Linked DNA regions of Homo sapiens: region 1 is linked to region 2. A link is a loop called in an ENCODE intact Hi-C map of the cell type or tissue named here. Cell type or tissue: endothelial cell of umbilical vein. All regions are shown on one strand. Links, peaks and the distances in the headings refer to the core of each region. The heading gives the core; the rest is flanking DNA. Region 1 has its middle 2.2 kb from the start of ITGBL1. Region 2 overlaps NALCN (sodium leak channel, non-selective).

What was found. Peaks named below come from ENCODE experiments on the same cell type or tissue, not always from the same donor. Only the 100,000 strongest peaks of a DNase experiment are listed, where the experiment ranks them.
Region 1: it touches region 2 in a loop (5-fold over the local background); 6 of 110 quality-filtered maps call a loop at or near these places.

Annotation. Positions count from the first base shown.
Region 1 is chr13:101,449,032-101,451,839 of GRCh38, reverse strand. No RefSeq gene overlaps it. Among named protein-coding and RNA genes, the nearest start is that of ITGBL1, 2.2 kb to the left of the region's middle. RefSeq lists an enhancer at 921-2,120. In endothelial cell of umbilical vein, for the core only: no CTCF peak of the experiment used is centred there; DNase peaks (open chromatin) are centred at 1,299 and 1,649; H3K27ac peaks cover 2,500 bases.
Region 2 is chr13:101,389,199-101,392,006 of GRCh38, reverse strand. All of the region lies in intron 3 of NALCN (sodium leak channel, non-selective), which reads left to right. Among named protein-coding and RNA genes, the nearest start is that of NALCN, 26 kb to the left of the region's middle. In endothelial cell of umbilical vein, for the core only: no CTCF peak of the experiment used is centred there; a DNase peak (open chromatin) is centred at 1,416; H3K27ac peaks cover 1,587 bases.

The DNA.
Region 1 (2,808 bases), core at 75-2,574, 60 kb before region 2:
TCAACACAAAACCACAAAAAAAAAGAACAAAGGGTTGCAAGTGCAGTGAGAAGTTACTTCCAGATGAGATACAGGCACTTGATCTAATCAAAGATGGTAGCATCTGAACAAAAAACTGAAAAAAGTATTGAATTAAATTGGGTAGAAATAAGAAGGAGATGGAAGAGAACAGGGAGACATTCTTACTCCCATTTTAAAGATAAAGAAACTGAGGGCAAAGAGGTCAACTGACTTGCTCAAATTCACAGAGGAAGTTAGTCGTATTTCAGCTGAAATCCAAAGTGCATACACTATCCCCTACATTTATGGTCATCTGGGAAAATGTGTAGAGGGTTATATGGAAGGGGGAAAACATTTTTCATTCACCCTAAGAAGAGCACTGTACATGCAATCCTTCCTCATGAAATAGAACCATCCAAGAATCATCTGTGGTCCCAGATCCTTAAAATCAGGGATGAGCCATAATAGGATGGGATTTCTCCCTGTCCTTTATATATAAGTAGGTATAAGGGTAAGACCACCACAACACTAGCCTGCTGGAGCAAGAAGACGATGAAGGTCCTCTAATCATAGTACATTTCTGTTTCTACCCCAATCTCCACCCTGTAATAGGGGAGGTTTTGCATGAGGCCCATCTGTGTGTCCCCCCACCCCCCAACCCCTACCCACACAATTTAACCTTTTTCAAATAGCTGATTTTCTGGCCACACTTAGATACAGGTGTGTACACACTGGTGGAGTCTTCTATTGCAAGGACAGACTGGGGACAGGTATGCACAGTTTTGGGAGGCTGTCTGGACAGGTAATTCTGGGGTCTTGGATAACCAAAGTGCGGCTTAGGAAAAAAGGACACAGGTTCTGAGTTGGCAGGTTCCCTAAGTCACATGAACTGCAGCCTGTGGGGGAAGGGCCTGTCTAAAAGAGACAGAATGGGAATTACTAAGTCAGTTGTTCTTAAAGCGTGGTCCATGGACCTGCAGCAACATCAGCATCATTTGGGAACTTATGGAAATGCAACTTCTCAGGCCCCAACCCCAGCTCTAAGGAATCACAGAGTGCATTTGAATAATATCCCAAGATATCTATTTTTACATAATAATAGCTTGAGAAGTTTGCAAAGCACAGGGCTCAGGGCTGACGCCTGAGGGTGCCTGGATCTAAGAGTGGAATTTCCACCCACCTTTAGTACAAATTCTAGAGTTACATTTTATCCTGCCCACGTGTGATAGTACAAGGACATAGGAACAGGCTTTCCTGTCAACATCTAGAAACCTAGTGACTCAGAGAATGTGGTAATGATAGAAGGGAAGTATCTATTCCAAAGCCCAACTAGGAATTTGCAATAAAAACATGGAAGCTTTAATAAATGAGTCATGTATTGTTTACTCCTTGCATATTTTCTGAGGGAAAATTTATTATGAAATAGGGACTTGATATTTGAACATTTTTAATGGATTTAAGTGATTTTTTAACCTGTAGTATTTTCATACAGTGTAGTATTCAATAAGCAATATTCTCTTTAATATATTATTCACCTTTGAAATGAAGTTAGTATGTACTAGGTAACTGAGAGAATATAAATGTTCAGATCATTACATTACTATGACTCAGAAATAATATTCCCAGTCAGTTGAAATAGTTATATTGTGGCTGACTTGGTGACTCAGTCGAAAGTCTTGGATCCACAGAAACTCTGTCAAAATCAAAGGGTAACTTTAAATTTATGCCTTTTAGCATTCTTTTTTTTTTTTTTTAACCAAAGTATTGAATGCCTTGGAAACACCTACTCCTTCCATTTTCCCAGTTTTCAGAACCTCAAGGACGCACATGTGCCAAGAAAGGTCCTGAGTTTCTCACTTCTGCTGGCTGGGGACACAGCAGTAGGTTGGATGCATAATGAAGGGTGCCTGAAAGGACCGGGTGCATCTGGAACTGAATTCAAAAAGATTGAAAACACCCTAGTCCTTGAATGGAGTCCTTCAGTCCTCAGGTTACACAATCAGAGAATTTCAGCCTTCAAGGTATTTTTTAAAGGTTGTCTAGTTCAAAACTAAATTTGTTGATAACATACCGTATATTTGCCAAGTAATTAGGTGGCCTTGGTAAAAAAACAAAAATTAAGAGGACCACATCCTTTTCTGAGAATTGCTTTGAAGGTTTCACCCCTTGGTTCCAGGTCTACTCTAAGAAGACATTTAAAATAATATTCTAGCCACTAGCCTTGAATCAAATATTCAATGATGTAATAGTATATTCCCCAGTCTATATAACCCCCAAACAATTCTACACTTCTTAAAGATAAATATTTTCATTGCCTTCACCTCTTTCTTACGTATTATAACTTCAAGCTTTCAAAACCCTGATTTTCTGAGCATTTTTGCTTTTTCTGGGATGGATGCCTTTTGGAAAGTATGATATATACAACTGAAACCATTCAAGAAGCTGTGGCCTAATGGATGTGGAATAGATCAGTACTTTGAGTATTCTTGTTTCATATGCTATATTTCTCCCAATAAAACTGAAGGTCATATTCACTTTTTTGAATGCCACGTTGTCCCAGTTGTGTGCTTTTAAAAGTGTATTTTTCCCCAAACACAAATTGATATTTATCTTTATTATTTTTCATCTAAGCTTTGTTCTTTTATCCAGTCGGTAAAAATAACTATGGTTACTTGTTTTATATTTATTTCACCCTCTCAAAAGTAATATGATGAGCACACATTCTGTACCTTTATTCAAATAATTAAGAAGATATTTGAAAAAAAATTAGGCTGAGGACCAAGTTTAGATACAATCTTTCTTAAGACA
Region 2 (2,808 bases), core at 251-2,750:
TTGTTTTTGTTTTTGTTTTTTCGAGATGGAGTCTCACTCTTGTCACCCAGGCTGGAGTGCAGTGGTTCATTTTCGGCTCACTGCAACCTCTGTCCCCCAGGTTCAAGCGATTCTCCTGCCTTAGCCTCCCGAGTAGCTGGGACTACAAGCGTGTGCCACCACGCCTGGCTAACTTTTTGTGTGTTTAGTAGAGATGCGGTTTCACTGTGTTGGCCAGGATGGTCTCAATCTCCTGACCTTGTGATCCACCTGTCTTGGCTTCCCAAAGTGCTGGGATTACAGGCGTGAGCCACTGTGGCAGACCTATGTCTTCATTTTTTAGTAGAGACAAGATCTTGCTCTGTTGCCCAGGCTGGAGTGTAGTGGTGTGATCATAGCTCACTGCAACCTCCAGCTCTTGGGATCAAGAGATCTCCCACCTCATCCTCCCATGTAGCTGGGACTACAGGTGTGTGCCACCATGTGTGGCTGATTCTTAAAACTTTTTTTAGAGACAGGGTCTTGCTATGTTGCCCAGGCTGGTCTCCAACTCCCAGACTCAAGCGATCCTCCCACCTCGGCCTCCCAAAGTGCTGGGATTACAGGCGTGAGTCACAGTGTTCAGTCAAAACTGTCTGTTTCAGACTTGCTTGGTCTATTGGGGTCTATTTGGTGAAGTATATTTTCTTAGGAAATTATCCCCTATTTATTTTGTTTAATTATTTGGTAACATAGACCTGTGTAAATAGCTTTTCTTTCCTCTGTTTGATTTTCTCCTAATTTTGTATTTTTTTGTTATTTTGATTAGCATTTTGTTGTCATCAGGTTGGCTAGCAGTATTTTTTGTTTGTTCCATTTTGTTTTAGGTTAGCCAATTGGTTTGCTCATTTTGTTGATTTTTTTTAAAAAGAATCAGCTTAATTAACTTATTAATTTTTGTTTAATTTTTTTCCTTTAAAAATATTTTTATTATACTTTAAGTTCTAGGGTACATGTGCATAACATGCAGGTTTGTTACATATGTATACATGTGCCATGTTGGTGTGCTGCACCCATTAACTTGTCATTTACATTAGGTATATTTCCTAATGCTATCCCTCCTCCCTCCCCCGACCCCATGACAGGCCCCGGTTTGTGATGTTCCCCTTCCTGTGTCCAAGTGCATTTATTAGTTTCTTTCTTTGCTTTATTTGGTTTACTTTATGGGTCTGTTTCTAACTTTTCGAAGGTGTTTGTCTCACATTTTCATTTCTTGAGACTCTTAAATCTGCTGCTTCCTTGCCTCGTGGTTAAAATGTTAACCACAAGGATAATGTTAACCAGCAGCATAAAATGTTACTGCTGAGAATGTTTTTTTTTCCCTCGAAGTGGCTTGCTCTTTTCTCCTGAATACGGAAAGAGACTTTCCCTTTATTGTTCAAGTCAGCAGCTCTATGAGAATGTATGTTATCTTTTTGTTGATAGTTACGGATATATTTTCCTAGTTTCATCATGTGATATTTATTTTATTGCATTGTTTTCAGGATTCCTTTTGTATTCTAATTATACCAGGATCTATGGTTTGGTCTTTCCTTTCCTTTGTTTTCTTTCCATGTATTTCCCTCTGTTTTTATGTTTTCTACATTCTCTTTCCCTTGCTTCACTCCTCATGCTGTCCCCTCACTCCTCTGTCCCCTGTATTTCACTCCTCTTTCTCAAATACTTTTTTCATTTCTTTTTCATCATTTCCTGAACAGTTTTTGTTCTTTCTTTTTTTAGTCTCTTATCATTTAGACATCATTTCTGTGTTTTCTTATTTCTAGTTTTGTGATTCTTTTGGAGCTTCTATTTGTTTAAATTTCTTTTGGTCATGTTGTCATATTCGATTATAGTCTTCATCTGCTTTGAGTGTTTATTTTCTGTTTATACGTTTATGTATTATTTTATTTTTACTTTTATTATTTTTTGAGACAGAACCTCGCTCTGTCACCCAGGCCGGAGTACAGTGGTGCAATCTTGGCTCACTGCAACCTCCACCTTCTGGGTTCAAGCAATTCTCCTGCCTCAGCCTCCTGAGTAGCTGAGATTACAGGCACGCACCACCACACCCGGCTAATTTTTGTATTTTTAGTAGAGATGGGGTTTCACCACGTTGGCCAGGCCAGTCTCAGACTCCTGACCTCAGGTGATTCGCCTGCCTTGGCCTCCCAAGGTTCTGGGATTCCAGGCGTGAGCCACCATGCCCGGCCTATGTATTATTTCATTCATCTTATTCTGTAATGTTTTTACAAGGGCTTCATCATGATCCGTTTGTTTGGTTGTTCTTCTTGTTGTTCACATGAAATGGGAGTTTTTCCCACACATTGGGTAGAGTAGCCTCTGCATATTGTCAGTACGAGGGGTCCCTCCACTGTTGTTATCCTGATGGGTAAACATGGAGCTTTTCTGTGTACCGACCGTCAGGTTCTGAGCTCTGCTGCCTCTGGACTGCTGGCCCAATTATCGAATATTTCTTACCCACTGGCCCCAGTGTCCCTGCCCTACTGAATTGCCATTCTAAACATGGGGCTGTGGTCTGGAAAGGGTTTTTGTTGGGTGTCCTTTGGAGTTTCTAATATTCCATTGCCTCTGATCTTTCTGCAGTTTCTTGGGGACATTGGTAGTCATTTGTTTTTGTTTTGTTCCTTTGTTTTACATTAACCTGCAACTTGCAGCCTACCAGTTTACATTTCTACAAATGTTGCCATTTATTTTAAGGTTCACCTTCTGAGATATCTGCTCAGCATTCCACACGTATTTATTAGTGATTTTGGGGTTTTGGAAATCTACTGGTTTATGGAAGAGGTGGGC